Regions from separate parts of the Mus musculus genome. Here all the other regions are linked to region 5. A link is a loop called in an ENCODE intact Hi-C map of the cell type or tissue named here. Cell type or tissue: heart. All regions are shown on one strand. Region 1 overlaps Lrp4 (low density lipoprotein receptor-related protein 4). Region 2 holds the start of Arfgap2 (ADP-ribosylation factor GTPase activating protein 2). Region 3 holds the start of Nr1h3 (nuclear receptor subfamily 1, group H, member 3). Region 4 overlaps Lrp4 (low density lipoprotein receptor-related protein 4). Region 5 overlaps Spi1 (spleen focus forming virus (SFFV) proviral integration oncogene). Region 6 overlaps Arfgap2 (ADP-ribosylation factor GTPase activating protein 2). Region 7 holds the start of Ddb2 (damage specific DNA binding protein 2).

Evidence for each region. A loop is a pair of places that touch in the nucleus more often than their neighbours do. Peaks named below come from ENCODE experiments on the same cell type or tissue, not always from the same donor. Only the 100,000 strongest peaks of a DNase experiment are listed, where the experiment ranks them.
Region 1: a loop joins it to region 5, with 6 times the contacts of the local background. A loop is called at or near these places in 18 of 42 quality-filtered maps.
Region 2: it touches region 5 in a loop (3-fold over the local background); 9 of 42 quality-filtered maps call a loop at or near these places.
Region 3: a loop joins it to region 5, with 6 times the contacts of the local background. A loop is called at or near these places in 23 of 42 quality-filtered maps.
Region 4: a loop joins it to region 5, with 3 times the contacts of the local background. A loop is called at or near these places in 18 of 42 quality-filtered maps.
Region 6: it touches region 5 in a loop (4-fold over the local background); 7 of 42 quality-filtered maps call a loop at or near these places.
Region 7: a loop joins it to region 5, with 10 times the contacts of the local background. A loop is called at or near these places in 12 of 42 quality-filtered maps.

The regions. Positions count from the first base shown.
Region 1 is chr2:91,479,266-91,483,265 of GRCm38, reverse strand. It overlaps Lrp4 (low density lipoprotein receptor-related protein 4), which reads right to left. Exons shown (of 38, transcript NM_172668.3): 14 at 2,736-2,953; 15 at 2,397-2,573; 16 at 1,286-1,408. Among named protein-coding and RNA genes, the nearest start is that of Lrp4, 24 kb to the right of the region's middle. In heart, a CTCF peak has its summit at 2,203; no DNase peak of the experiment used is centred here.
Region 2 is chr2:91,263,455-91,267,454 of GRCm38, reverse strand. Pacsin3 (protein kinase C and casein kinase substrate in neurons 3) reads right to left here. Exons shown (of 11, transcript NM_001289678.1): 10 at 3,569-3,690; 11 at 2,775-3,264. The coding sequence ends at 3,149. It overlaps Arfgap2 (ADP-ribosylation factor GTPase activating protein 2), which reads right to left and starts at 2,340. Exons shown (of 16, transcript NM_023854.2): 1 at 2,051-2,340; 2 at 1,765-1,883; 3 at 1,157-1,229; 4 at 199-330; 5 at 39-119. The coding sequence starts at 2,122. In heart, no CTCF peak of the experiment used is centred here; DNase peaks (open chromatin) are centred at 2,274, 3,004 and 3,534; H3K4me3 peaks cover 2,113 bases; H3K27ac peaks cover 2,251 bases.
Region 3 is chr2:91,192,408-91,196,407 of GRCm38, reverse strand. It overlaps Nr1h3 (nuclear receptor subfamily 1, group H, member 3), which reads left to right and starts at 1,292. Exons shown (of 10, transcript NM_001177730.1): 1 at 1,292-1,443; 2 at 2,712-2,791; 3 at 3,666-3,848. The coding sequence starts at 2,749. In heart, a CTCF peak has its summit at 1,693; DNase peaks (open chromatin) are centred at 1,217 and 1,557; H3K4me3 peaks cover 1,274 bases; H3K27ac peaks cover 1,047 bases.
Region 4 is chr2:91,474,155-91,478,154 of GRCm38, reverse strand. It overlaps Lrp4 (low density lipoprotein receptor-related protein 4), which reads right to left. Exons shown (of 38, transcript NM_172668.3): 6 at 3,679-3,807; 7 at 3,330-3,449; 8 at 2,847-2,972; 9 at 1,764-1,889; 10 at 1,437-1,571; 11 at 932-1,057; 12 at 404-634. Among named protein-coding and RNA genes, the nearest start is that of Lrp4, 19 kb to the right of the region's middle. In heart, no CTCF peak of the experiment used is centred here; DNase peaks (open chromatin) are centred at 1,114, 1,604 and 2,194; H3K27ac peaks cover 909 bases.
Region 5 is chr2:91,113,700-91,117,699 of GRCm38, reverse strand. It overlaps Spi1 (spleen focus forming virus (SFFV) proviral integration oncogene), which reads right to left. Exons shown (of 5, transcript NM_011355.2): 4 at 3,290-3,455; 5 at 1,941-2,625. The coding sequence ends at 2,306. Among named protein-coding and RNA genes, the nearest start is that of Mybpc3, 2.4 kb to the left of the region's middle. In heart, no CTCF peak of the experiment used is centred here; a DNase peak (open chromatin) is centred at 2,469; H3K4me3 peaks cover 2,307 bases; H3K27ac peaks cover 2,933 bases.
Region 6 is chr2:91,277,183-91,281,182 of GRCm38, reverse strand. Arfgap2 (ADP-ribosylation factor GTPase activating protein 2) reads right to left here. Exons shown (of 16, transcript NM_023854.2): 16 at 3,812-4,000. It overlaps 1110051M20Rik (RIKEN cDNA 1110051M20 gene), which reads left to right. Exons shown (of 9, transcript NM_175123.5): 8 at 1,930-1,993; 9 at 2,226-3,355. The coding sequence ends at 2,400. Among named protein-coding and RNA genes, the nearest start is that of Arfgap2, 14 kb to the right of the region's middle. In heart, a CTCF peak has its summit at 2,031 (motif pointing left); a DNase peak (open chromatin) is centred at 2,062.
Region 7 is chr2:91,235,596-91,239,595 of GRCm38, reverse strand. It overlaps Ddb2 (damage specific DNA binding protein 2), which reads left to right and starts at 2,530. Exons shown (of 10, transcript NM_028119.5): 1 at 2,530-2,906. The coding sequence starts at 2,780. A330069E16Rik (RIKEN cDNA A330069E16 gene) reads right to left here and starts at 2,450. Exons shown (of 2, transcript NR_015464.1): 1 at 2,195-2,450; 2 at 1,239-1,874. In heart, CTCF peaks have their summits at 1,792, 1,992 (motif pointing right) and 3,989 (motif pointing right); a DNase peak (open chromatin) is centred at 2,475; H3K4me3 peaks cover 1,885 bases; H3K27ac peaks cover 1,687 bases.

The DNA of each region.
Region 1 (4,000 bases), 370 kb before region 5:
TCTGCCTAACTTCCAAATCCCTCTTCCAAGCCTTGATAAATCATTGGGAGAATGTCCCTGGAAGCATTTTGCATCTAAGACAGCAGAAGCAGATGGGCACAAGAAGGCAGGCAGTGGTGGTCACGCCTTTATCCCAGCACTCAGGAGGCAGAGGCAGGCGGAGCTCTTGAGTGTGAGGCCAGCCTGGTCTACAGAGTGAGTTCCAGGACTGCCAGGGCTATACAGAGAAACCCTGACTCAAAAAAAAAAAAAAAAAAAAAAGGCCCAGGAAAAAACATACAGTATGAAACTAGTTCTCAGTATGTATCTGAATGAAACCTCAAAATATTTTCCCCAGTCACTGTTTGGACAGGGCCCAGAGAATCTGATTCTTGCCTCTGTGTATGTCTGTATGTTTGTGAAATTGTATATGAGTATGTGTAAACATGTGTACATGTGGAAGTTGTGCAGCTTCTCCTACATCTTCACCTTATTACTCATTTTGAGACAAGTTCTCTCAGTGAATTCAAACCCCACTGATTGGCTAGACTGGCTGGCTTGTGAGCTTCAGGGATCTGCCTGCCTCCCTATGCACCCAGCTCTGGGGTTAGATAGACACCACCACACCCTAGTCTCCCAATTTCGATTTTAATTAGATTTAAGAGAGTCAGTGGATTATACAGCATGAATACATACATGTTGAATTCGTTGTGACGGATACATAATGAATTAATCCTGCCCTCTTGCTGGTCATGCCCTATGCCTGATCAACAACTCCCTGGACTAGCCTTAGATAAGGTCACCTTTGTGCCGAGATTTCTAGGGCTGACTTTGCAAGGTAAAATTGTCTTGTAGGAGCTCTAAGGAACCAAAGCAGAGATTATGGAAGAGACCAGGGAATCCTATCATCTTTTACTTGGTGGTCACAGATCATCATCTGGGATCCCAGTTGCTCTCTATTCTAACAACACAAACTCTTCTATGGATCAGGCTAAAGGGACAGAAGTTGGAAACCACTGCCCTGCTTTTTAGAGGAACTGGACCTTCTTTCTGCGCAGACAGAAGGCATTCTGCCTGTTGAGGTGAGAGCTAGGTGTTTGTACACTGAATGATGCCTCCAGCTACCACTGGGTTCTAGGTCCTCAGCTTTGACTTGGAAGCCCTCGGTCTCTACAGTCAGTCATGGATTCCTTGAGGAATCTGGCCCTCCCTGCCTGACAAGCCTTCCCTCCAACTCCTCTCACTGCTCCTTCTAACTGTCCCCAAAAGGCACCTCCTCTGAGGCTGGTGTCCCAAACCCACTTACTCTGGGCACAGGCGTGGCTGTTGATCTTGCGGAAGCCGGTGGGGCAGGCACAGGTGTAGTTCTGGCCACTGGGTAGACACAGGTGAGTGCAACCTCCATTGTTGTCCCCACAGCGGTTTTTCCCTGCTCAAAGAGCCCAGAGCAAGATGATCAGGAAAAATGAAACGCTTACAAAGGTAGACCCCACCAGGACAAAGGGTTGGAGGGTTTTCTTCAAGAACTCTGGCAGGGTGGTGGTGGCACACGCCTTTAATCCCAGCCAGCACTTGGGAGGCAAAGGCAGGCAGATTTCTGAGTTCGAGGCCAGCCTGGTCTACAAAAGTGAGCTCCAGGACAGCCAGGGCTATACAGAGAAACCCTGTCTTGAACCCCCCTCCAAAAAAAGAACTCTGTGGGGTGCAGACACCAAACCTAAACATTAGTGTTGATGCCAAGAAGTGCTTGCTGACAGGAGCCTGATACAGCTGTCTCCTGAGAGGCTCTGTCAGTTCCTGACCAATACAGATGTGGATGTTTGCAGCCAACCATTGGACTGAGCCCAGGGACCCCAATGGAGGAGTTAGGGGAAGGACTGAAGGAACTGAAGGGGCCATCTCTGGCATCAGTGGAAGGGGAGGCACTTGGTCTTGTGAAGGCTCCATGCCCCAGTGTGGAGGAATGCTAGGATGATGAGGTAGGAGTGGATGGGTGGGGGAGCACCCTCATAGAAGTGTTGTAAGGGGGGATGGGATAAGGGGTTTGCAGAGTGGAAACCAGGAAAAGGGATAACATTTGAAATGAAAACAAATTAGTCTATTAAAAAAAGAAAAAACCAACTCTGTGGGATTAATTTCGATATCTTTTCCAGATGTGAATACGAGTACCTGTAAATGTTTGCATTTTATGGAAAAAGCCAGATGAGTCCTGATGTTGTACTACCCTAAATGTCCAGCAGAGAGAGCAAGTAGCCCATGTTAATGCCAGCTCTGGACTTCCCTGACTGGAATTCACTGTATCTGTAACAAGTGCAAGGCGGATTCTCAAGAGGCACCAGCAGCCACATCACTGGTGACAAATCTAGCTCACTTGATGTGACTTTTTTTTTTTTTTTTTTTTTTTTTTTTTTTTTTACCTGCGGGCTGGCGCTGGGGGTGCAAGGTATGAATGTCCATAGGAAAGTGGAGCTTGTTGCGAATGATTTCCTGGTTCTTCCCCGTAAACTTGTTGGCACTATTGATGCTCTTGGTGTGCCAGTCTGTCCAATACAAGCTGTCTTCAAACACTGTGATGGCAAAGGGATGTGGGAGGCCTGGAGACAGTCCAAAAAGACCTTAGTCCAGACATGGCCTGCCATGGCCCCTGAGCCCAGCCAGACCTGGCAGCCACACACATCTCACCCTCTGCCAAGGCTCCTGGGGGCAGGATTGGGGAAGGAGCAGAGAGATGAAAGACAGCACACCAAAGACCTCACCCTGGCTAATGACAGCCTTGCGGTGACTCCCATCTAGATTGGCCCTCTCGATGACGTGGTGCTTAGCATCCACCCAGTACATGCGGCGACCAGCGTAGTCGATGGTGAGGCCGTTGGGCCAGAAAAGATGAGTGTCAGCAATGATGCGACGCCCAGAGCCGTCCATGCTGGAGGCCTCAATGCGGGGGGTGTTGCCCCAGTCTGTCCAATAAATGGTTCTAGGAAGAAAGGAAGTCAAGAGATGGATGGCGGAGGACTGATGAATGACAGCCACGGTGACGGAACAGGAGACGGCTTTACACGTTGGGTTTCACCCGTTTGCCTGGAAACCATCTCGTTTGTTTATTCATTTGTTTGTGTCTGTTTGTTAGTTTATTATCTATCTATCTATCTATCAATCTATCTATCTATCTATCTATCTATCATCTATCTTTGAGGCAGGGTCTCACTATATAGCCTTGGCTGACCTGGCACTCACTATGTAGACCAGGCTGGCCTGGAACTCACTGTGTAGATCAGGCTGGCCTCAAACTCAGAGCTCCATCTGCTTCACTGAGTACTGGGATTAAAGGCATATGCTACCATGCCCGGCTTTGAAGTATGCTTTTTTCAAAAAAAAAATTTACTTATTTAAAATGCTTCCTCCCTCCCCCCCGTGTTTGAAGACTGAACCCAACGAGTTAAACCCAGAACCTAACGCGAGGCAACTGTTTTATCACAGAGCTGTATCACCAGTTCTGAAGAATGATGTTTTAAGTATCTCGATTGAATTGCCTGGAGACAGAGCATTTGTTCATCAGATTTTTAAAAGTGCCTGCTATGGAAGGGGTGCAACCGGCGCTAGAAACGGAGCAGTGGACAGCAATCCCTGAGCCCGTGAAGACGACGAGAGAGTGCAGTGTATATGTTAGGACACACAGGCTCTTCTTTCTCAGTCTCTTCTGCTGCCTGGCCTGTTCTATGCCCCCTCTCCCTCACACCATACTTCTCAAACAGTTGACATCTAATTGCAGGATCTTGCGAGTCATCCCCTCAAGAGGTGGCATGGAATGTATACAGGCCAGAGGCTAGGAATTTTCATTTCAAGAGACTTCAATGCAGGAGACTTGTCTATTAATTTTTAAAATTATTTCAAATTAATGATATTAATTACCTCAACTACTGGCTGCTTTAAATTAATAATAATTTTTAATTAGCTTCACTCTATGGGCTAATAAAAAAACACTAGGCAGTTCAAACTTACCTAATTAGTATATTTTATTCCA
Region 2 (4,000 bases), 150 kb before region 5:
AAAGCATTTATCAGAGGAAACATCCCTGTGGTACTCACCTGAGTATGTTCTGTGAAGAAATCAGAGTCTTTCTTCTCTGGAGAGTGACTTGGAGCACTGTTCATACTGTCTATCCAAAGCTGGAAGAGAGGAGACACTGAAACTCAGGGCTGTTACTATCTCTTATCCCAGCACCCTAGCCCAGGAACCAGCACTCACATCAGTACCATGCCTAGTCAGAGCTGCACTCCCTAACTGCCGGATCTTCTCTCGGTACATCTGGGCAGCTCGGCTCGTATATTTGGTGTTAGCATCATTGGCCATACATCCGTGTTGGCGGAAAAAAGCAGTCTGGAGAGCAAAGAGAAGGAGTAATATGTATGTGCAAATACTCTCGCCAAAGAAAACTGTATTCACACTATAGGAGACACATTACTAAACAATTGGGCTATTATTTATTCAGGATGACACACTACTGACATCAGCAGGTTTTCAAAGAGGTAAACGTCTTCCAAGATTTCTTCTCAAAACAAGACAGAACAACAAAACCTTTTATTTGTATTTATTCCATGTGCACCCCAGCATGTGTGCAGAGGTCAAAGGCCAAGTCCATGGAGTTGGTTCTCTCCTTCCACCTTATGTGGGTTCCCTCAACTGAATGAACTCAGGTTACCAGCCTCCCTCAATAAACACCTTCACTCACTAATTGACCTCCTCCAAAATTCCTCAAAAAACCCAAAAACCACCATGCCAGCCCCTCCCCGTAAGAGCAGGGAACAAGGTCTAGGGGACTGAAGAATGTATGTACTTCTCTGTTCAGCTATCCTCCCTCCAGGAGCCCACAAAACCCCAATGACTATGGAGACACTGCTACTGCCAGAGAGCACCTGTCTAGTTCAGTTTGTATTTCCTTTTTTTTTTCTTTTAATTAGGTATTTTCTTCATTTACATTTCAAATGCTATCCCAAAAGTCCCCCAAGCCCCCCCCCCCAGTTTGTATTTCATTAAGCCTCTTTGAAAGAAGCTGTTTAAATTTTTCTGAATTTAGAAAAGTGTGTGGCATGTTCCAGAGCTGCAAACTCTCGGAACAGAGAAACCAAACTCACTTTGAGAAATCAAGGAAAAGTTAAATACCCAGGCAGAAGGATGGGGGTGGAAGAAGGTAAAGGAACGTTACCGCATTGGCATTCCCGCCGACCTGCATACACCTCAGCTGCAACCAGCTCCAGTTCGAATCCAACTCTGTGGACCTGTGTACAAGGGCTGAGTGTCACCTTCCCTATCAAGACTAAACCTGTCATTCGGCCTCAGGCTTCTGTGGGTGTCCAGGAACCATCAGTCACTGTCCCATTTCCTCCTCTCTCCCCTGTATTTGAAATCATTGCGCTTCGCCTAATCCAAAGGGTACTAATTATTTCTGAAAAGGAGATCCGAAAGGAGGTCGACTTCTGAGAAATGCAGGCACGGGTTTGGCTCTTCTTAAAGTTTGGTCAAAGTCGCACTGGAGACCTACTGGGCCAATCTTTCTGCAATAACAAGGTCAATGCATCTAAGCTCTCCCCCAAACTGATGCTGAGTACCATGTTAACTGTGAAGAGAGAAGTCTACAGAGGTGGAACCCCCCGCCGCCCTCCGCCCGCAAGCCCCCGCTGTAGGCTACCAGAACTCCCGCCAGGAGAAATCCAAACATCAAATTCAGGAAGGTCCAAGTCCAGGCGCCCTCTCCCCGTCGCTGACCACGCACACAGCCCCCGTGGAGGCACAGCACCCTCACACAGAACCTACCTGATAAAGCTGAGATGGACACCCAAGGAGCGATGCACTCCGGAGCAGTCAATACACAAAAATACACCGTAAGTGATGCTGGCCCAACTAGGACTCTTGGCGCCACAATCGAAACAGGCCTAAGTGGAAAAGACGACAAGCGAACGGTTAGGGCCCAGAGTCGAGGCCCGGCGCTAGAAACCACAAGAAAGCCTCCAACCTCCGTCCTCGCCCTCCCTCAGACCCCAGGGGACAAGAGACGTCTTCTCCGCCGGCGTCAGGACCCGTACCCCGCCCGCTCAAGCACCTTGTTGGTGGGAATTGCGCGAAGTCTCTTAAAAATAGTCTGGATTTCGGTCTTGCTCGGGCTCGCCGCCATTTTCTCTCCTTCCCAGACACAACCGCGACCGACAGGTCCCGGCGCGGGCCAATCCTCGGCGGCGAAGGCAGGCTCACCGCGCCGGTCACGACAGGGCCCCGACCCGCCTACGAGTGGAGTGATTCGACCAGATCTGGGCCAATGAACGTCGGGCGGGGCTGAAACATGACGTTAGCAGCCGGGAGCTCCACCACGGGCCTGAGAGTGAACGCCGCGCTGCGCCTGGCCAATCCGCAGCCCGAGCGGGCGACGGCTCGTGGACTGGCCCAAACTTCCTCACGAGTTCCTGCTGGACCCGGGTACCCTACGTACCGCTCGACCACTGGCTGTAGGCGTCAGGCAGAGAGCCATGGTAACAGACTCTGTGATGGACGAGTAATGATTAACAATCTCCCAAGTGCTCATAGCCCCATCCGGAAGGCATTGGCAGGGCTCCAGCTCAGCTCACAATCCAGCAACTGGCCTAGAGCAGAGGCCAGCACACAACAACCTTGATCACCAAGTCCCTTCCAGTCCAGATTGCACTCCTGAAATTCCGGGGCAGATACCAGGAGGCAACTGCCTGCCCAATCCCAGTTCCATAACACATGGCACGCCCACGGGCCGACCCCGTGCCTCCCACCAGCAAGAGTAGGCTATCAAAAGACGCTCACAACACTTGATGGGGTTTTTATTCTTAATCAAATTTAATGCACACTACAAGTCACAAAAGAAGGTGCTGCCAGCCTCAAACTACATTCTCCCCAACCTCACCCCAGGAACTCCTAAACAGTTTAGGAGCTGGATCCTCCCACTCTGGGATGACCCAAATGTTCCCGAGGAGGCTCGGGCACCTCTCGACCCTCCATCATTCCAACCTCCAACTCTAGACACAGACCCCTGCCCTTCATGGGCCCTGAGACTTCCTCCTGTGGGAAAAGAGAGACAGCAGCAGCACATGGTTCAGGGCCTTCAGGTCCAGCAGTCCAGGAAGGGTTAAGCTCTGGCCCAGGTCAGAGAGACGCCTTGGTAGGGCTGTCAGGGCACTCAGGCGCCCACACATTCTACGTAATTGGCAGGGTACAGACCAATGCGGCCACTCTGCAGCTGGCCCTGGCACCAGCCCTGCTCATCCTCCTCGCTCATCTTCAGCAACTCTTCCCCTGAAGAAAGACAAAACAGTCATTGCCCAAAGCACTGGCTTTACTGGTCTCAAAACTAGGTCATGGACTGGGGGATGGAATAGCACAAGGGCCGACAAACTGGAGGATACCCAACTCAGACCAGGATAGGACACAGCCAGGAAAAGCCACCCAACCTTAGACCCCAGGGAGGCAACTGTCAGGCTGCAGCTGGACCCTGAGCAGCCTGTGAGGATGGAGTCCCTGGCTTTCTTCGTCTACAGCCCTGCTCTAGCAAGTAGGACGGGGGCTGAAGTGGGAAGGACCATGAAAGGGCCCAGCATACCTGCTCGGAAGCTCAGCTCATCAGCCTCCTGGCCAGCATAGTCATAAAGCGCCCGTACCCTCACCCCAGTGGCAACTTTCCGGGGACTCTCCTCATCTGACCAGTCCTCGTCCTGCCCGCTACTAGAGAGGGGAACACAAGGGGCACAACTCAGGGCACAAGACCCACTGTATCCAGTACTCAAGACAAAGGGCTTGGCTGCTTGGCGGCGGGCAGGGAGGAGCCAAGTGAACAGCCATCCTGCTGCCACTCACTACTGTGGATACAGGTCTATCTCTGTGCACAGGACTGTTATACAGCCAAACTTCGAGAGACACCGGACCATGGAGCAAATCTAAACCTCGGTGAAATTAACTCTCCCAAGATGGCCGTCGGGCACTGATGTGATAGGAAAGCAGGAAGAAGTGGTAACAAGCAAGCCATAGAGCCCGG
Region 3 (4,000 bases), 79 kb before region 5:
TCAGACACAGGAAGAAAAGAGCCCGGAGAAAAGACATCTGAATTCTGATCTCAGTTTGGCCAATGTGTGGTCTTGGGCAAGCTTACAAACAGCAGTGTGCGCTGTAAAACAGAGCCGTTTACTCTTTAGTAAAAGGCGAAAGATTTTAGAGCCGTTTACTCTTGGCGCTCCCTCAGGAACCAGGAGATAATGAGAGATTTGTATATGGCAACAAAGATTCAGAAAGTTGACAAAGCTTCAAGGTTCAAGGTTATGGGAAGACAAACCACTAAAGGAACTGGGAGTGGACAGATAATCCCCGCCCATCCTTGGACATTACTGTGACACACTGTGTTGATCTTTATTCTCACATTGATCATATGTGGCAAAACTATCATCATCGTCGTCATCGTCCCCATCTTAAAGAAAAAGAGAGGTTCAGAGACATTAAAGAAAAAGAGAGGTTCAGAGACATTAAAGAAAAAGAGAGGTTCAGAGACATTAAAGAAAAAGAGAGGTTCAGAGACATTAAAGAAAAAGAGAGGTTCAGAGACATTAACTTGCTCAGTCAAGATGGCCTAGTTGGATGGGGCAAAGTTCAGCACAGAAGTGCTTTCCTAGCCTAGGTTATAGCCCTCCCTGCGTTGTAACTGTAACACGGAGGTTTGAACCCAGAACCCTAAAGAGAAATGATTGTGGTGAATTGGAATGAATGCAAGCTAACAAGTGTGGAACAGAAGAGAGAGCCATTTGTTTGTTTGTTTGTTTGTTTACTTATTCAACAAAAAGAAACATAGTCTCCTCTCTAAACCAGCTGCTGATCCCCTTGGGAGATTAAATCAGAAAGGCATGATGTATTCCTTCAGGGCTAAATCTCTTGTCCCAGGAAGCAAGGCAGGAAAGCTATGGCTTTAGAGTCAGTAGATCTTGACACCATCTCAGATGGGGCTGTTCCGTAGATGAGGTTGCCTTCTTATCTATGGGGGGGGGGGTGTCTATTCTGGACTGGCCCCTGGGTTGCTAATGTCTGCTTCTCTCACTCCTCCCCCAGGCCTCTTTTTATTGGCCTCTTCCTTTCTCTGTCCCCCTCAGGGCATCCACACACAAACTCACTGGAAGGCCCAGCACCTGCCTGTCTTCACCCTTGGAGTTCTACTGGCTTGGCTCAGTCCTGGGGCTAGTGGGGAGAGCTTGGCGCCTTCCCAGAGGCAGGGGAGGAGGGAGGCTGGGAACACAGGCTGGGGCTTGGTGTCGCAATTCCGGGCCGTGCCGGGACCTTTGCTCCGCGAGGTGTCTTTGGGAGGAGGGGGGAGGGAACGCTGACTCTGGAGGCTGCTGGGATTAGGGTGGGGGTGACTGAGAAGCAGTCCTTCTGTCAGAGCAAAGAGCCTCCAGGGTGAGGAGAGGAAGGAGAGAGATGGAACTAGACCGGTCTGCGGGGAAACGCGACAGTTTTGGTAGAGGGTAGGGGACAGGGTGGCGCCGGCTAAGAGGGTGGCCGGCCGGGGAGGAGTTAGTCTGGTGGGGAAGCTACCTCGTGGGCGGGGGCCTAATGAAGCTAAGAGTCTTGGGTCGCCAGTAGGAAGGACCCCTTGGCAGTCCCTCCCCTTGGCCTTTTCCTACATTACTGCTTCTCCCTGCTGGCCCCTGTGCGCTCAGCTCTTGTCACTGGCTGCCCGCTGCGGCCTCGAAGGCCAGGTACTGCAACACCCTCTTCTCCCAGCAAGGGGGCTCCAGAGACTACGCAGCCGGGAAGTCTGGTGGCCTGGGGATTCGGCGAGTCTGCTCAGTGGCTGGGGGGCTCTATCCTTGCATCTGGGTGGGGAGGGATGTGATGGGAGGATGTTCTAGAAGTGAGGAATATCTAACGGGACATCTGGGCGGGGATAGAGTTTTACTAAGTCTCAGAAGAACTGGAGGGGTTCTGGGAGAGGAGGCCCGCTACTGGTGAGATTCTTGAGACAAGAACTTAATACTAGGACTTCAGTAACGGCAGGGAAAAGATTATAATAAACAGACCCATAGAGTGAGCTTCGATCCAGTCTTGTGGTTCTGCCAACTTTGGCTTGCCCTAATGTCAGACCAGATGGAAGGACCCTCCACTCAGCCTGGAGACAGGCGCAGAAAAGGATAGAACAAAGCTGAGAACGCAAACAAGTCAGGATTCTACTCTTGGCTGGACCACCTCCACCTGTCTGTCTATAGGCAGTTTCCTTAATCTCTTTGAACCTTAATTTGCTTATCTTTAAAATGAATTTAAGAATAGGCCTGACAGGGTGGAGGTTGTAGAGTTCAATGGCCAACCATTTGCCTAGCCTGCCTGAAGTGTCCTGGGTTCAATCTTTAGAACTGGGAAAAAATTTATATATATAAATGAATGGGAGAGAGAGAGAGAGAGAGACTCCTGAATTCAGCCAGGTTGGTGCTGCATGCCTTTAATCCTGGCATTCGGGAGGCAGAGGTAAGTGGATTTGAGTTTGAGGCTAGCCTGGTTTACACAGAGAGAATTCAAGGACAGCCAGTACTACATAGAGAAACCCTGTCTCGAAAAACAAACCAACCAATCAAACAAAGAAATCCGGACTTCATAGGGATATAGTAAAGAAGGCTTCATAGGCTAATCTATGAGAAGTAAATGTCAGTCGATGCTGTGAGGACAGAAAAAAGGCACAGGGCACAGAAGGGAGCCCAGGCCTAGTTCTGGAAATGTGTAACCTGGCTTGTTCCTGCAGGACAGTGTCTTGGTAATGTCCAGGGCTCCAGGAAGAGATGTCCTTGTGGCTGGAGGCCTCAATGCCTGATGTTTCTCCTGGTAAGCTGTTTTATTCAAACCTTCTCCCCGGAGCCCAGGTCTCTGGCTCCTCTCCTACCTCAGGAATCAGCCCCCTCCCCTCACTGCATCCAGCACCCCTTAGAAGCACTGCCAGATCTAAGTGTTGCTCAAACCCTTTCCCCTGGTTCTAGTGCTTGGTCAGTGAAGTCCTCAGTCTGGGCTTGCTTTTCTGGGAAAGCTGACACGTCTCATGCTTAGACAGCTCTGGCTTTGAGAGTTCTGTCCGCTCTATGAAGTGGATGCCCTCCATCATCCCCCCAGGGGGCAAAGGCTAGCACCTTTAAGATCATTTAAGATCTTGATGTACTAGTTGGGCAGTGGTGGTACACGCCTTTAATCCCAGCACTTAGGAAGCAGAGGCAGTTGGATCTCTGTGAGTTCAAGGTCAGCCTGAACTACCCAGAGAAACCTTATTGTGTGTGTGTGTGTGTGTGTGTGTGTGTGTGTGTGTGTGTGTGTGCGCGCGCGCTTGTGTAGGGTGTCTTGATATGCAAAGGGCTGCAACCAACACCAGTCTTCAATCCTACGGAGTACTGGAATCTGAAATCATGAGCTGTGGCTTAGCTACCTTCTTTTTCTGTTTGTTCTTTGTTTGCTTTGAGACAGGGTTTTTCTGTGTAGAGTGGCTGTCCTAGAACTTACTCTGTAGACCAGGCTGGCCTCAAATGTAGAGATCCACCTGCTTCTGTCTCTCAAGTGCTCGGATTAAAGGTGTGCACCACCACACCTGGCTAGCTTGCTTGCCTTCTAAGGGTAGAGTTGAGTTTGTAGTTTCCCAGCCAAGACACTTGGGGATGGAGTCTAGATAGGACCTGAACCCACACCCATTCTCCCGTGCTTCTCTTGGGCTCAGATTCTGCAACGGAGTTGTGGAAGACAGAACCTCAAGATGCAGGAGACCAGGGAGGCAACACTTGCATCCTCAGGGAGGAAGCCAGGATGCCCCAGTCAACTGGGGTTGCTTTAGGGATAGGGTTGGAGTCAGCAGAGCCTACAGCCCTGCTCCCCAGGGCAGAGACCCTCCCAGAGCCGACAGGTAAGAGTCACCTGGATTTGGAGAAGGTAAAGTCTCCCTAGATAGGGGAGAGAAACTCTGGGGCTCTTTGCTTTCTAACGTCACAATTAAATCTGAATGCTCTGGGTCAGCTAGACACGGATGACTTTGGTATGAATTGTGTCCATATCTTA
Region 4 (4,000 bases), 360 kb before region 5:
CTTGTAGGATAAGCCTGAGGCCACCAGATTAGCTATTGCTTTTTGTATGTGGAGATGGGGGTCTCGTGTATCTCAGCCCGGCTTTAAACTGAATGACCTTGAACTTTTCTGATCCTTTTGCTTCTACCTCTTCAGATGACAGGCAGGCATCATCATGTCTGGTTTATGCAGTGCTTGGGGAATCAAGCTTAGAGCTTTGTGTTCATGCTAAGCAAGCACTCTACCAATTGAGCAGCATTTTCAACTCCTCAGTTGGTTCCTATCTGAGAGTTTCACCCAAGATTTCACTGGAAGAGGCCTTCTGCTTTGTGCACTTTGGAAACACTGGCCCGGCCCCCCCTTTCCGCTGTGTTTTTTTGCACATGGCATTCCAGGCTCTCCACTCAGGGCCTTGTTTTCCTACCTGGGCTCTCTAGCCCAGTAGACACCACCTCCTCTACATTGCTGCCATTAAGGTTGGCACGGAGGATGCGGTCCAGGGTGACATCCGACCAGAAGACCAGCTCCCGCCGGTGATGAAAGTCGAGGGCAATGGCGTTCTCCAGGTTGTTCAGTAGCAGCGTGTACTCGGAGCGGTGCGGGAGCACCTGCCGGATGTCGATACGATTGGCAAACAGTAGCACAGGTTCTGGCCCTGGACACAGCATAGAAATAGGACCCACTGGGCCTCAGAGCCACAGATACCCATCAGCATGCACCCTCAGGGCCTCAGCTCATAGCTGGGGCCCTTTGCCCACTAGAGCATGTCCCAAGCTGCTGAAATTTGGACTAGAACACTAGAATCCTTTCTAACCCCAAACCCAATCGCCTTTCACTTGGCGCCCAGATTGCAATTTGCAAAAAAATCAGTCTACATCTTAGCAAATCCCTCAGCTCTAACACCTGGCTTTTGTCTGTTCCGCCCACCCAGGCAAGTGCCAACCCTCCTTACCCAGAGCTTTGCAGCTGCGCCGATCGGGCCGTAGCTCATACCCTGCTTCACACCAGCACTGGAAAGCCCCTTCAGTGTTTGTGCAGCCCTGGCTGCAGTACCCCTCCTCAGCACATTCGTTTACATCTGTGGATACCAGGCAGGGTGAGGAAGCCTGCCTACAACCATCTTCCCACACACTCCTAAGCCACCCCATTGTCTCCCTGGTCACAGCTCCATATCCCCATCCACTGCCACAGCCAGGAGGGAAACTGTGTAACCAGTGGTTCGGGCTTTGAGGTCATGGAGTCTCAGATTTCAAACTCCAACTCGGCTGCTTACTATCTGTGTGGCTTTGGGTAAATTACCTATACTCTCTGCACTTCTGTTTCCCTATCTGCAAAATGAGAGAAATGATCCCTACTTCCCAGGGTCAGTGTAACGATGAGTCAAGGTCACACCCATCTGATATGTCACCCAGCTTCCCTCCCCTCCTTCCCCCCACCCCCAACAGGCCCCAGCTCACCCTGGCACGTTCTCCCATCCTCTGTGAGCCGGTAGCCTGTGTGGCAGGTACACTGCACTGCCCCTCGCACCATCTGACACTTCTGGGCACAGCCACCGTTGTTAACATTGCAGTTCTCCTCACCCGTCCGGGGCCCTGTGACAGCCAAGCCAGAGTTGGGAGCCGAGCCCAGAATCCACCCCCGTCCAGCCAACTTGGCATTCCACCTGGACCACGAAGAACAGCTCCCAAAAACTGTGAGAGTCCCAAGGGAGGCCTCCCTTTGAACCCTAGGGGTGGGGCTCAGCCACAAACCACGGGCAGGGCCCACCCGCTAGAGACACTCACGACAGTTCTGCTGTGGACTTTCGTCACTGCTGTCACCGCAGTCGTTGATCCCGTTGCACAGCTTCCTCTGCCCAATACAGCGCCCGTTCCAACACAGGAACTGGTCAGAGGCGCACTGGGGGCTTCCTAGAAAGAGAGGGAGGAGGGGGAGAGTCAGGTCACAGGAGGGCAGGGCTTGAGTCCACAAGGGACAGGAGCCTGTCATTTTCTAGGGTAAAGTGGAGCCAGCTGAGCGTCAAGGTGGGAGGGATGGGGTCCGAGGCAGGAAACAGCTCAGACAAGGCTGGTTGAGTGTCTGAGTTTGTTTTCTCCCTGGGATTCCACGATGGATGAGTGATGGGAACAGAGTCGGAGTGTAGTCTTGTAGTCAGAACCAGGTTTAGCAGGGACTGGTGGGGTGGGCGGGGAGCAGACGCAGAGACTGCCAGTCCTTCCTGCAGAGTGGAAGTAGACACTGGGCTACTGGCTGGACAACAGCCCTTCCTCCCAAGGCCAGATTGGAAGTGAGAATTTGAGCAGCTGCAAAGACTCACAGCCTTGACTCTGTGTTCAAGAACTGTACACAGTTCCTCAGCGCATCTGGATTGTGCATGTGCATGTGTGTGTACGTATGTGATATGTTGTGTGGATGTGTGGTACACGCATGTGACTATGAATATGGGTATGTGTGCCCATACCTGTGTGTGCAGAGGCCAAGGACAATATCTGATAACTTTATCGTTCATTCTCTGTCTTATTGCCTTGAGACAAGGTTTCTCATTGAATCAGGAGCTGGCCATTTGGTGAGGCTGGTTGGTTAATGAGCTTCAGGGGTCTGACTTTCTCTTCCCCCCCCAGCGGTGGTGTTACAGGCACTCACAGCCATACCTAGCTTTTTAACTTGGGTGCTAGGGATTTGAACTTGGGTCCTTGTGCTTGCATAGCAAGTGCTATCTCCCCTGCTCCAACAGCTGGATCTGACCCTACTCACTGGGAAGGGCAGGGCAAGTCCAGGCCATTGAAAGCAATGGCAATGTTCCCTTTGCTTCTCTGCCTCCCACTCCCAACATTAGGGCAGGGCGGGGATACCGCTGGGGACTCCACCTGTGTTCTCACAGTTTTCTTCATCGCTGTTGTCCGCACAGTCATCCTCCCCATCACAGCGCCAGGACAGACGGACGCAACGGCCTGACCGACAGCGAAACTGTTCGGCTGTGCACATGGAGGTGGCTGGACAGAGCAAAGACCTAATTAATGGAAGAAAGGCTGGTCCTCCCACCCCAGCCTGAAACTCTCTGCCTCCCAAAGTACACAGGCTACTCTTCTTGATGGTGGTGTTGCAGAAGGTATCTCTTTATGAACCAGGTGACCTTTCCTCAGAGTCCCTTACTTCCGCCTACTATTTTAACTGCCATGGTGTGTCTACAAGTCTGTGGACTACTAGGCGACAGGTATCCTTTAGATATAGTGCCTCTGTGCAGCATACAACCACACAACTGTATAGCTGTTCACTATGTCTTCATGCTCTATCTGCACCCAAACCCTTCTCCTTGGCCCCCCAAGCCTTTGATGCTACCCCCAACTCACTGCAGTTGCGTTCATCAGACTGGTCATCACAGTCTGCATCACCATCACAGCGCCAGCCCGAGTTGATGCACAGGCCACTGTCACACATGAATTCCCCAGAGCGGCAGGGCTGGTGGGAGGCTGGGGAAACAAAGGTCTTCTGTCTCTAGCCAGACCGTGCACACAGCACCTCGTGGAAGAGCAGAAAGTCCCAAGTCCCATCTCCCGCCCCTCCCAACACTCCAGCTCCTCCCCAGAGGGACCGTGGATTTCAGACACTGTTTCCGCCCCAGCTGGCACCTGTGCCCTGACACTGGAGGAAGCTCCTCCTGTCTGGCTGCCCCTCCTCCCAGCTAGCCAGAGCACTCACAGCAGTCAGACTCGTCTGACCAGTCTCCACAGTCGTCATCTCCGTCACAGTGGTAGATGTCGAGGATGCAGCGGCCATAGGCGCACTGGAACTCTTCCAGGTTGCAAGGAGGAGAGGGTACTGCTGAAGCTGGAAGGGAAAGCAGCCCTCCTCAGACCTTAGTGACTAGGGACAGGGGCCTGATTCTTGACAGGGGCAAGGTGTCTTCCTCCAGAATGCTACAAACCGGCTTTCCTTTGTGATGGCACTACAGACTTCTACACGCTAGTGGACCAGAAGTGGATAGAAACCAAGGCTGCTAAGCAAGCATCTGTATGAGTTA
Region 5 (4,000 bases):
CGGAGGGTTAGGCAGGGAGGGAATCTGCTGGGAGTTAGTCCCCCCCACCCCACCCCACACACACAAGGGACAAACTAGGCGAGCCTGCAGGCGAGGGCATGGGAGTGGATCTCTAAATGTCCTCCCAAGTAGAGGACAGGAGCAGAGCTAGCTCTTGCTAAAGTCACAAGGACTAACCAAAGATGAATGCAGAGCATTCCAAATCCCCCCAGCTGCCACCCCACTGCCACTGTTCTTGTTCTGTGACCCTCAGTTGGATCAGGCTCATCAGGTGTAACAGGGGAAAAAGTAAATGACGGGGATCTCCATTAAGGAATTCTAGACTAGAATAGATAGCTTATACCAGAAGGAGGGAGTTCACATATAAGCATTTTCCAGTCAATAGAAACCTAGCCGTGATTTCCACCCAATTTTAGTTACTTTAGAGTCATATCACCTGCTCCTAAGTCATGTGCATGAGTGTGTGTGTTGAAGCTATAACTAGCAATCCAGGTTGGTCTCAAACCAATGACAATCCTCCTGCCTCAACCTAAGTGCTGCTATTCTGGGTATGCACTGCTATGCTTATCTCCGAGTCGTCCAGAGAACTGGTCTGGGGCTGGAAGAGAAGGCTCAGTGATTAAAAGCACTTGTTCTTGCCGAGAACTCAGGTTCCGGTCCAAGCACCCACACAATACCTCACAACCATCTGTAACTCCAGCTCCAGGGGACCCAACACCCCTCTTCTAGACTGCAGGCACCAGGCACACACATGGCACACATACATATACGCAGGCAAAAAATTTGTTTAAATGTTTAAGGAACTGGTGTTTGAGAGCCAGAAGAAGAAGAAGAAGAAGAAGAAGGAGAAGAAGAAGAAGGAGGAGGAAGAGGAGGAGGAGGAGGAGGAAGAGGAGGAAGAGGAGAAGGAGGAGGAGGAGGAGGAGGAGGAGAAGGAGAAGGAGAAGGAGAAGGAGAAGAGGAAGAGGAAGAAGAAGAAGAAGAAGAAGAAGAAGAAGAAGAAGAAGAAGAAGAAGAAGAAGAAGAAGAAGAAGAAGAAGAAGAAGAAGAAGAAGAAGAAGAAGAACCAAGTTGGTAAAGGTGTCTGTTGCCTGGTGACCTGAGTTCCACCTCTGGGGTCCACTGGTGGCAGGAGAGAACTGACTCCTGCAAGTTGTCACTGACCTCCACATTTATGCTGTGGCAAGTGTGCACACTCTTACACACACACACACACACACACACACACACACACACACACATACACGATAAATGAATTAAAAAATACTTTTAAAAAACTGCTGCTCTCTTACTGAGCTGTCGTCAGCTCACATGCCATAGCCTTCTCTTGAGACTCGGCAGTCTGACTAGGGGACATCAGCGTGGGCTATGAGGGACCCACATAGCCAGGAGGTGTGCAGGGGTCTTTCCCCCTATAGTGTGACACCCTAGGGTTTGTGTTTCCTGAGGTGTGCAGACATTAGGAGATGTCCTCACTCCCTGTCTGCCACCACCTGCCTACATTCTGTCTACGTCACCTAAATGAAGCAAGATGTTTATAGATGTCCCTTGTCTGTGGCCCCTGGGAGTGCTTTGAAGGGAAGGCTGTGCTTGTGGAGTCTCCATTAAGAATGCTTTGTGGCCAGGCTAGAGAGACGGTACAGCCGGTAAAGTTGACAGATGCTATATGATCAGAAACACCTGTGCTTATTGCTGCGGCCACCACCACCACCACTCTTGGATGGTGTCTCACTCAGAAGATTGCTAAGGACTTTTCAGTATGATCCCTGAGCCCTGATAACAAGCCAAGACTTATCTCACTAGAAACAAGCGCTGTGTGTCCATGGTCCCCGTGTCCCTAGGGCCCAGCTTTGGAAACATGCTCTCTAGACAAATAAGAGATCGTGCACACGGGACGCCCCCTGGACCCGGCACACGCAAACTCTTGAATGAGACACTTCTCTGGGAGAATAGCTGTCAATAATTTTACTTGTCTTTAGTGACTAATGAGGGGGTGGGGAGGAAGAGCTTTTTAAAAAGCATTCAATATACAAAAAGGTGCCAGCGCCAGACTCCCAAGGAAGCACCGTGGCCACTAAGCCAGGCTGACCCTCGGTTGAGGTCCGAGGCCCAGGCGGCCCTTGGAGCGGGCTAGAGTCCTGGTGGGAGGCAAAGCGGGTGGGGCGGGCCAGGCCGGGCATGGGAGGGCGAGGCCGGGCCCCCAGTCCTGCCTCGGCCCTGGGAATGTCCTCCCTGTGTCCGGGCCGGGCGACGGGTTAATGCTATGGCCGGCGGGGTCCAGGAGCCTGGCGGTCTCTGCGGGCGATCAGTGGGGCGGGAGGCGCCGCTCGGCCAGGCCCCCACGGCCCAGCACCTCGCCGCTGAACTGGTAGGTGAGCTTCTTCTTGACTTTCTTCACCTCGCCTGTCTTGCCGTAGTTGCGCAGCGCGCGCGCCATCTTCTGGTAGGTCATCTTCTTGCGGTTGCCCTTCTGGATGCCCCAGCGGTGCGCCAGCGCCTCCTTGTGCTTGGACGAGAACTGGAAGGTACCTTTGTCCTTGTCCACCCACCAGATGCTGTCCTTCATGTCGCCGCTGCGCAGCAGGTCCAGCAGGAACTGGTACAGGCGAATCTTTTTCTTGCTGCCTGTGAGAGATGGGCAACCAAGTGGTGTGTGGACAGGATGCAAGGATTTTATGGGGACCCTCCCACCAGCTCCTCCCAGCCATGGTAGGTGCAAGCACACACGTGCCCACTCCCACTCAAGTGCACACCCCTCCATATATACAAATCCTCATAGATATGTCACGTGTATCCATACATATACCCATATCTGCTCTCACATATCTACATGCCTATCCAAAGGCCTTCACACGCAGGCACTCACACACAAGACCTACACACTCACAGGCCTTCCTCCCACACTCATAGGCCTTCACACATTCACAGGTACTCACACACATGACCTCACACACTCACAGTCCTGTATACACCCAGGCCTTCACAGATATACATACAGTCTCCCATTCACACTCCTACACAATACTGATGCACACACAGACTCTCACGCACTTTGAAATGATGCCTGTTCATTCACAATACAGACAGACTTAGAGACCTGTACAGGTAGAGAAGCATCCACAAACACGCATGTGTGCATACACATGCACATGCACATGCACACACACACACACACACACACACACCTCTGAAACATGGCTGCTGGGCCAGTTGACCTTGGCTAGGAATATGCAAGGTTCATAAATGTAAATGCAGCTACAGTCACTGGATCGGTGATGCTGGACCCTACCTGTCTCCCCGTGCAGAAGACCTGGCCCAGGCTCCAAGCCATCAGCTTCTCCATCAGACACCTCCAGGGGAGGGCTCTGCCTCTCACCCTCCTCCTCATCTGAGCTCTGCTGGTGGGCTGGGGACAAGGTTTGATAAGGGAAGCACATCCGGGGCATGTAGGAAACCTGCAAAGGGAAGAACAGGCGTGAAGTCCATAAGGGATAGCCCAGGGCTGCAGGAGGGGTCAGCAGGGTCGAGGACTAAGAAGGGAAAACTAGGGGCCAGTCTGGACCAAGACTCAGGGGTGCAGGTCTTGGTACAATGAGTTGTTAGTTACCGAGCCTACCACCCTTCCAACTGTGGCCTCTGGTTTAGGGAAGATAAAGGTATATCTTTACGCATGCAAAGGGGCCATGTGCCCTGGCAGTGCACTAGGAATAGTGGGAAGGTTCTGGGGAGCAATGAGCTGGGGCTTAATACGGAAGTGAGTGAGCCTTAATGAGGGGGTGATGAGCCAATGAATGGGCAGTGAAGGTCAGTGAGGGATGGCAGAGATCAATGGTCGGGGTTAGGACCCTGGAGCAGAGAATAGTCAGCAATGAGGATCAATAGGGAGCCAGGAGGTCTGCAGAGGCGAGCATTTAGTGACTCAGAGTCTGGGTACATGGAGAGACAGAAAATGGGGACTATAGGCAGTGGAACCCTGAGGGTCACAAGCAGGAACAGGGTG
Region 6 (4,000 bases), 160 kb before region 5:
TCCCAGTTAGGGACCAGCAGGCCACTCTTGCTCTGAAGGTTTGTTGATTTTTGTTGTTTTGAGGCAAGGTCTCATTGTATATGTAGCTCTGTGTAGCCTGGAGTGTACTAAGTAGACCAGGCTAGCCACCTGCCTCTGCCTCCAAATGAGTGCTGGGATTAAAGGCTTATTAGTACGTTTTTTTGTTTTATGTTTTTTTGTTTTATTTTGTTTTTCTTCGGTTTTCCGGAACAGGGTTTCTCTGTGTAGCCCTGGCTGTCCTGGAACTCACTTTGTAGACTAGGTTGGCCTTGAACTCAGAAATCCTCCTGCCTCTGCCTCCCAAGTGCTGGGATCAAAGGCATGCGCCACCACTGCCCGGCTTGTGTTAGTAAGCTTTAAGCACTTACTATTATGTCTTTGCTCGGGAGACTCTCCTGTGTGATTAGATCCAGGTTCCTGAGCCTCCCCTCTGTGCCAGTTTAGGGAATGGCATCGAGGGAAGGGCAGCTAATGAACATCTGCTAAATGCCTCACACAGCTGGCCAGAAGCTGTACTGGAACCTTTATGCTTATTTCTGTATACACACTTCAGCCAGAGTTCTAGAGGAGACAGGCGAGCTAAGTAGTCAATCAGAAGCCTGGTTACTAGCAATGATCACAGCCCGTGTTAACTGCATCCCCCCCTGTTCAGGCAGTGTTGGGGCACCTTTAATACCAGCACTCAGGAGGTAGAGGCAGAGGAGGCAGATCTCTATGAATCTCTGTGAGGCCAGCCTGCTCTACAGAATTTCAGGATAGCCAAGAATACTGTTTCAAAAAGGGAGGGAGGGAGGAAGGGAGGGAGGGAGGGAGGGAGGGAGGGAGGGAGGGAGGGAGGGAGGAAGGAAGGAAGGAAGGAAGGAAGGAAGGAAGGAAGGAAGGAAGGAAGGAAAACAGAAAAGAACCTTCTGAAGGGAAAAAAAAAGGAGCCTTGTGCAATGTTTCCTACATCCTGATTAGTGGCTAGTGTGTAGACTAAGCAGTGACAGAGGCAGCATGTGTTAGAAATAGGAACTTGGAAATACCCTGGTTCTGTTTGTGGAAGGCTGGGATACTCCTGAAACACCCCACAAAATTATAAGATGAATCACCTGATGCCTCTTAGAAGAGTCAGTGCTGGACACTTTTGAGTCTTTCTGAAGCCCAGCATCACTGTCCAGTCTAGGGACTAAACTACCATTAAGCCCTGATCTTTCAACAATTTACTGGCAACAATCTTTCTCTCTGAAAATTTCAATCCCTCAAGAAATGTCAATTGTATTTATCCCCAGCAACCAACAAAAAAAGAAAACAGAAAAGAATCTAATTAATTTGTAAAAGAGCAAAAAGAAAAAAATTTAAGTGGGGAAGCATTCAAGACTCTTCATACACTTCCCAATAGAATCAGCAAACTATGCCCTCATGGCTAAGGAACCAACCCAGACAGATGTTAGTCTAAGTCATCAGGGTGGGACTGCTTCCCCCCCCCCCCCAACATAGCCCTGACCTGGGGACATACAATTGGCTATTTTCTACCCCTGGAGTCACCTTAGGCCATTACCATCCAGCATAGCACTGGGGCCTCAAGAACTAGACACCCAGTGCTGCCACAAGAACTAGACACTCCCAGTACTGGTCACAAGAACTAGACACACCCAGTGCTGGTCACAGACCCACCTCCAGTCTTGGAAGGGGATTGATCACCTGGTTGTAATCTTCTTAGCTGTCACTCTTGTCCCAAATGAGGAAGGGAAAATAGCGAGTCTCACTACATCTATAAAGTGGTACTCAAGATTTCTCGTTCCACATAAACTAACTTTCCCTGGTCAACCAGTTGTCAGACATGAAGGCAAAGGGCAAAGTATCTGCTTCCTGGTTGAAGGGCCCTCCTACTGTTTTATGACTTCACCCCAAATACCTGTCTTCTAGGAGCTTTGCCAGACAAAGGAGACCTGATGCACGACCCAGCCATGGATGAAGAGCTGGAACGGCTGTAAGTGTCAAGTGGGAAGATGCTGCCCTCTTGCGGAAGCCAAATCTGTCAGATGTGGCTGTGCCCCACTGTAGGCGACACAGCACACTGGTCAGGGAAAGGCTTGGGGCCAGGAGAGAAGAGAGGCACCATAAGTCCTTGGGGCTCTGCCCAAGTCTAAGAGTAAGTAGAGGTCCTCATCTCTGAACAGGAGATTCATCACATCACCCTCTGGGCTTCTTTCCTTCCTCAGGCTGGTCCAGGTCCCAGGCCTGGTCAACTCCATCACTGCCACTTCTGAGGCCAGCTGCCTGCCTTCCCGAACCCCTCCCCGGGTTGGTTCCCCGTGGAAACCCCTCCATCGCTCCCGCAAATTGGATGCAGAGAGCGATGGCTCCACTGAAGAGACAGATGAGTCTGAGACTTGAATCTGAAGGGTCCCATCTGTGGCCTGTACCTTGTTCCCACCCTGCTTTTGCTGCCCACACCAGACTTCTCCAGCATCACTGTGCCACCCTCTGCTGAAGAGAAGGGTGAATTAATAACAGCCCTAGTAAGACCAGCCCAGTTCAGTGATCCTCAGAATCCCCTAACTCATGCTCTCAGCAACCTGCTGGGCCCTGAGCTGACATACATCACAGAGAAGGGTCTGCTTTAGTCTTCTGTTGGCAGGGCTGCTTATGCTTTAAGTACTGTCATCTCAGCCAGTCCATGATCCTCCTAGTAAGGGTAATTTTTCACAACAGCATTTATAAGGGAAACGTGAATTAGTAATGCAGGGTCTTCCTGGTGGAGGGTGATTCCTGAGAGCATGTGCTGGGAAGACCTATCAACTGGCCTGCTGGAGAGATCAGCCACTAGCTGGAATAAGAGGGAGGATGGGCAAGAATTTTACTTTCAAAATATACTTCAAGTTTGTATGGAATAGTCAAATCTGTGAAATGAATAAAGTCCCTTGTGTCTGGTAAGCAATGAGTCTAAAGCCAGTAGGCTCCAGGGAGGGAAGGCAAAGTGGAACTTGGGTGCTTTTCTGACTGGATGGGAGGCGGAACTTGGGGGCCATCCAGGATGGCCACCTGCCTCAACTGACAGAGGACCTGGCCTCCTACAGATGAGGACAGCCGTTCAAAGCAGGTGTTGTGAATTTGGCCCGAGTGTTTGGTCAGGTTCTCCACCTATGAGACCCTGGCCACAAGAACTAGATAAGAGCTGCACAGCCTTCTCCACTAGATATTTGTGAAGACCAGACCCCAGGTTAGGCAGTGGTGCACATCTGCACAAAGCAGGCCTAGGGTTTTGGAGCAGAGACTGGAAAGGTCAGAGGTGAGCCTCATCCTTCTTGAATGAGGTAGGTCTCCACAAAATAAAATTCACTAAGGAGTCATGACTGCCTGCTCCAAGTAAGGCCGATGTTAACATTCACTGGACACATAATTTTCCTGCATCTTCCCTGCCAATGGATGGTTGCAAGTGGCTTCCAAAAGCCCTGTGGTACCAAGCCTACCTACAGGCATCTGAGGTTTCTCAAATTCTTGTGTGTACCCGATCCACAGAGAAACTTGTAACAGTGCCAATCACCAAGCCGGAGTCCTACTATCCCAAGCTGGGGTTGGAAACAAATCATGTATTTCAAACACCCCGGATGATTCCAAGGTACTAGAAAGCACTTGGAACTTGGCTTCCTGTACCTGCCTTTCTAATCATTTCCCAGAGTAGCTTATAACTGTATGCTGAGGAGTTCCAAGGACAGAGTGACCCTGTAAGGAAAGGGGTTTATATATGGCATCTCTAACTCTTCTAAAATGTATTTATATATTAAAAAGTCTGAATCTTTAAAATGTTTCTCCAAGCCAGGCATTTTACTAAATGCCTGCCATTCAGCGCCAGGGCCGAGACAGGAGGATTTCAAGTACAAAGCCAGTCTGGGCTGTGGAGACAGTCTCAAACAAAAGCAAAAACAGAGCTCTGATGACAAACAGGTCCCTGTCTGCCTCCTGTGATGAGGTGCTGAACCACTGAGGTTGCAGA
Region 7 (4,000 bases), 120 kb before region 5:
ACCACACACACACACACACACACACTCACTCATCTAAAACCAAACGACAATATTTCTTACGAAAAATATCGCTCCTTGAACCAAAAGCTGGCATTCTCTTTGGTTTGCTTGTTGTTATGTTTGCTTTTGGGTTTTACTATTATTTACTTGTTTGCTTGGTTTGAGACAGGGACGCACTGTGTAGCTTAAACTGGTCTGGAACTCACAGTGCTGCCCAGGCTAGACTCAGACTCAAAACATTTTTCTGTTTTAACTTGGGTGGGATTGCAAGTATAAGCCACCACGTCTGATTAAGAGAATACCAGTATAGACAGTGGTGTCTCACACCTTTGATCCCAGCACTCAGGAGGCAGAGGCAGGTGGATCTCTGTGGAGGCCAGCCTGACTACAGACTGAGTTCTAGACCACCCAGGGCTATTGGTGATATGCTCTCTCAAGCAACAACAAAAAAGACACATGAAGCACACCAAAACAAAGTGTAAAAATAAAATAGATGACCATTCTGATCATTACAGGCTAACAAAACCCCGAAGTGGACCTATACAAACTCAAGTGATTTATTTTCCCTCATAATCTTCCTAGTTAATATCTTACAACTTTTTTAGGATTCTTTTTTGTTGTTGTTGTTGTTGTTTTGTTTGTTTGTTTTTCGAGACAGGGTTTCTCTGTGTAGCCCTGGCTGTCCTGGAACTCACTCTGTAGACCAGGCTGGCCTTGAACTCAGAAATCCGCCTGCCTCTGCCTCCCAAGTGCTGAGATTAAAGGCATGCGCCACCACTGCTGGGTTTACTTATTTCTTTGTTTTGTTTTCCCAGGGTTTCTCTGCAGCCTTGGCTATTTATTTACTTATTTAGGTTTTCCAGACAGTGTTTCTCTGTAGCCTTTGCTGTCCTGGAACTAGCGCTGCAGACTAGACCTACTTCTGCCTCCTAAGTGCTGGAATTAAAGGCATATTCCACCACTGACCAGCTTGTAATTTTTTTTTTTTTACTTATGTGTATACATGTTTCTTTATGTGCTTATGTGTATATATGGCTGCATCTGCCTGCAGAGTCCAGAAAAGGGTGTCTGGTCTTCTGGAGCTGGAGTTACATATAGGTATTTGTGAGCCACCTGCCTGGGTACTGGGAACAGAATTCAGGTCCTCTGAAAAAGCAGCAAGCTCTCTTAGCCATTAAACCATCTCTCCAGCCACTAAGCTACAATTCTTAATTTAAGCACATCTTAGGACATCCCCATTATTGGTGCTGGGTTCAGCTTTTTATTTTCTTCTAGAGCATCATTTTAATTTAAAATAAAATTAAACTACATTAAAACATATAAATTTTACATATGTTTATGTAAGTATCATCTTCATAAGGAATACATTACTTTTGACACACACATATTGTATTCTTTAAATTGGGTTAGGCACATCTTCTCAGATATCGTTTGTGGTGAAAACATTCAAAACCTTTCTACCTTTAGAAAATATACAGCAAACCCATTGTCTGCTGTCACCTTGCTGTGCAATAGCATGCCAGATTTTCTCACTCTTTTTCTTTTTTAAAGATTTATTTATTATTATAAATAATTACACTGTAGCTGTCTTCAGACACTCCAGAAGAGGGAGTCAGATCTCATTACAGATGGTTGTGAGCCACCATGTCGTTGCTGAGATGTGAACTCAGGACCTTTGGAAAAGCAGTCAGTGCTCTTAACCGCTGAGCCATCGCTCCAGCCCCAGATTTTCTCACTCTTATCTGATCCTTACAAGATATCAGTGTAGTCCAGGCAAACTCTTCATGCCTCAGCCTCCTCAGTGTTGGGAATTACACAGAGCCTGCCACCATAGATACAGCTCTTTTCTATAGTATGAGGTAAAATACATTCATCTGTAAAGCGAGAGGAAAGAATCAAATGCTAAGGCTGTGATTGGGTAATCAGAGGCACTTTTTTTTTTTTTTTAAGATTTATTTATTTAATACACTGTCATTTCAGAAACACCAGAAGAGGGCATCAGATCCCAATACAGATGGTTGTGAGCCACCTTGTGGTTGCTGGGAATTGAACTCAGGACCTCTGGAAGAGCAGTCAGTGCTCTTAACCACTGAGCCATCTCTCCAGCCCTAGAGACACCTATTATTAATGGGGGAAATGAGAAATATTTAGCCACACTTGAATCTTTGCTCTTTTTAAGACATAAACTACCTACTTTTATCTGTCTCTGTCTCTCTCTCTCTCTCTTTGTTGTTCTTCGAGACAGGGTTTCTCTGCGTAGGTCACCGGATTGCTGGAACGTGTACACCAGGCTGGCCTGAAACGCCGCCTGGCTCCGCCTCCAGCATGCAGGGTTTACGGCCAGCGCTCCCTCCTCAGGTTCAAATAATCGGCTTTCTTCAGATCCAGCACAAGCCAAGGCCCAGCTCCTAGGGAGTTAAAATAAAAAACCCTCCCTGTGAGCTGCACACGTTACTCCGGAAGAGGAGGAGCGGCCGGGGGCGGGCCGTGCCCGAGGGGTTGGGGCAGTCCGGGGCAGTTCCGGGGGCAAGACAGCCCCCTACTGTGGCAATCCCGAGGGGGCGGGGCAGTTCCAAGGGGCGGGACAGCCCTGAGGGGACGGGGCGGGGCTAAAAGTAAAGCAGCCCGGAGGAGCGTTTGGCGCGAAGGTGTCTTAGCTGCGCTACCTGCGACGGCGCTGCCTCATACGTAGTCCCTTCCTGTTTTCTCCACGGAGGCTTTTCCACTCCTTGCTTCGTTATTTTGCCACAGAGCTTGATATCTCTTCACCGAGTACGTCATGGCTCCCAAGAAATGCCCAGAAACCCAGAAGTCCCCCGACGTTGCGGTGCTCCTCAGGAGCAAAAGTCGCAGAGGTCCTCAGGAGCTGGAGCCCGAAGCCAAGAAGCTGCGTGTGCAGGGTCCCGGTACGGCCTGTGCTGCTGCCTTAGCTTTCCGGGGGTTCAGGGTGCTCGCGCCAGAGGCTGAAGCTGGGGTGGTGGGTGCTTGTGCCTGGGCTTCTGAAGCAGTTCTTGGCTTCTGTCGCCTCAGGCTGTGATTTTATTTGGGAGATCGAGGGTTCGAACCCAGGCCTCCAGTTCTCTCAGCAAGTGGGCTGCCACTGAGCCACACGCTGCCGACTGGTTTTATTGGCCAGTTCATTGACAGCAGAGAGTTTTAAGTTGAACAGCCCCCCCACCTCTACCCCAGGTGACAGAAAGAGTCAGATGAGTGCCATCACCGTAAAAGCCACAGTCCCCACTTTCCTTGTTCCAGAAGTTTTACACATCTACTGTTTCAAAGTAATCCTCCCTTTCATAGCCTCTCGGTTATGTTAGCTCTGAGAGTCTGAAATTCCCTCCCTCCTTTCTTCAGAAAGCGCATTCTCAGAGGTTTACCAGGACTTGAACCTGGGGCTATAAGGAATGTGATAAATTGATAAGAGTGGTTTTAGCCATGAAAAGAAAGGAAAGTTGTCAAGAGAAAAAAAGGACTTATAGATTGGGTCCACCAGAAGGGCTTGGTAATTCAGAGTTGTTTTATTTATTTGTTTGTTTGTTTATTTATTTATTTATTTATTTAGTTTTTCGAGACAGGGTTTTTCTGTGTAGCCCTGGCTGTCCTCAGAACTCAGAAATCCGCCTGCCTCTGTCTCCCAAGTGCTGGGAATAAAGGCGTGTGCCACCATTCCCGGCTTATTTTTATTATACTCTGATTTACCTCTCTTCCTTGAAGCCACCTAATCAATTTGGAACTTTTCTAAACCTTACTGCATTCTTCTGGTTTCCACTCAAGTAATGGTTGCTCATGACATTATTTAGTATTTCTTTAAATACAGAGTCTTGCTCTATAGCCCAGGCTGGCCTCCAATCCAAGTATGCTGCAGCTTCTGAGTGCTAGGATTACAGTTATACACCACTGTATTTGGATAGCTCTTATTTTATTTTTTTAAGATTTATTTTATTTAATGTATGAGTCCACTGTAGCTGTCTTCAGATACACCAGAAGAGGGCATCGGATC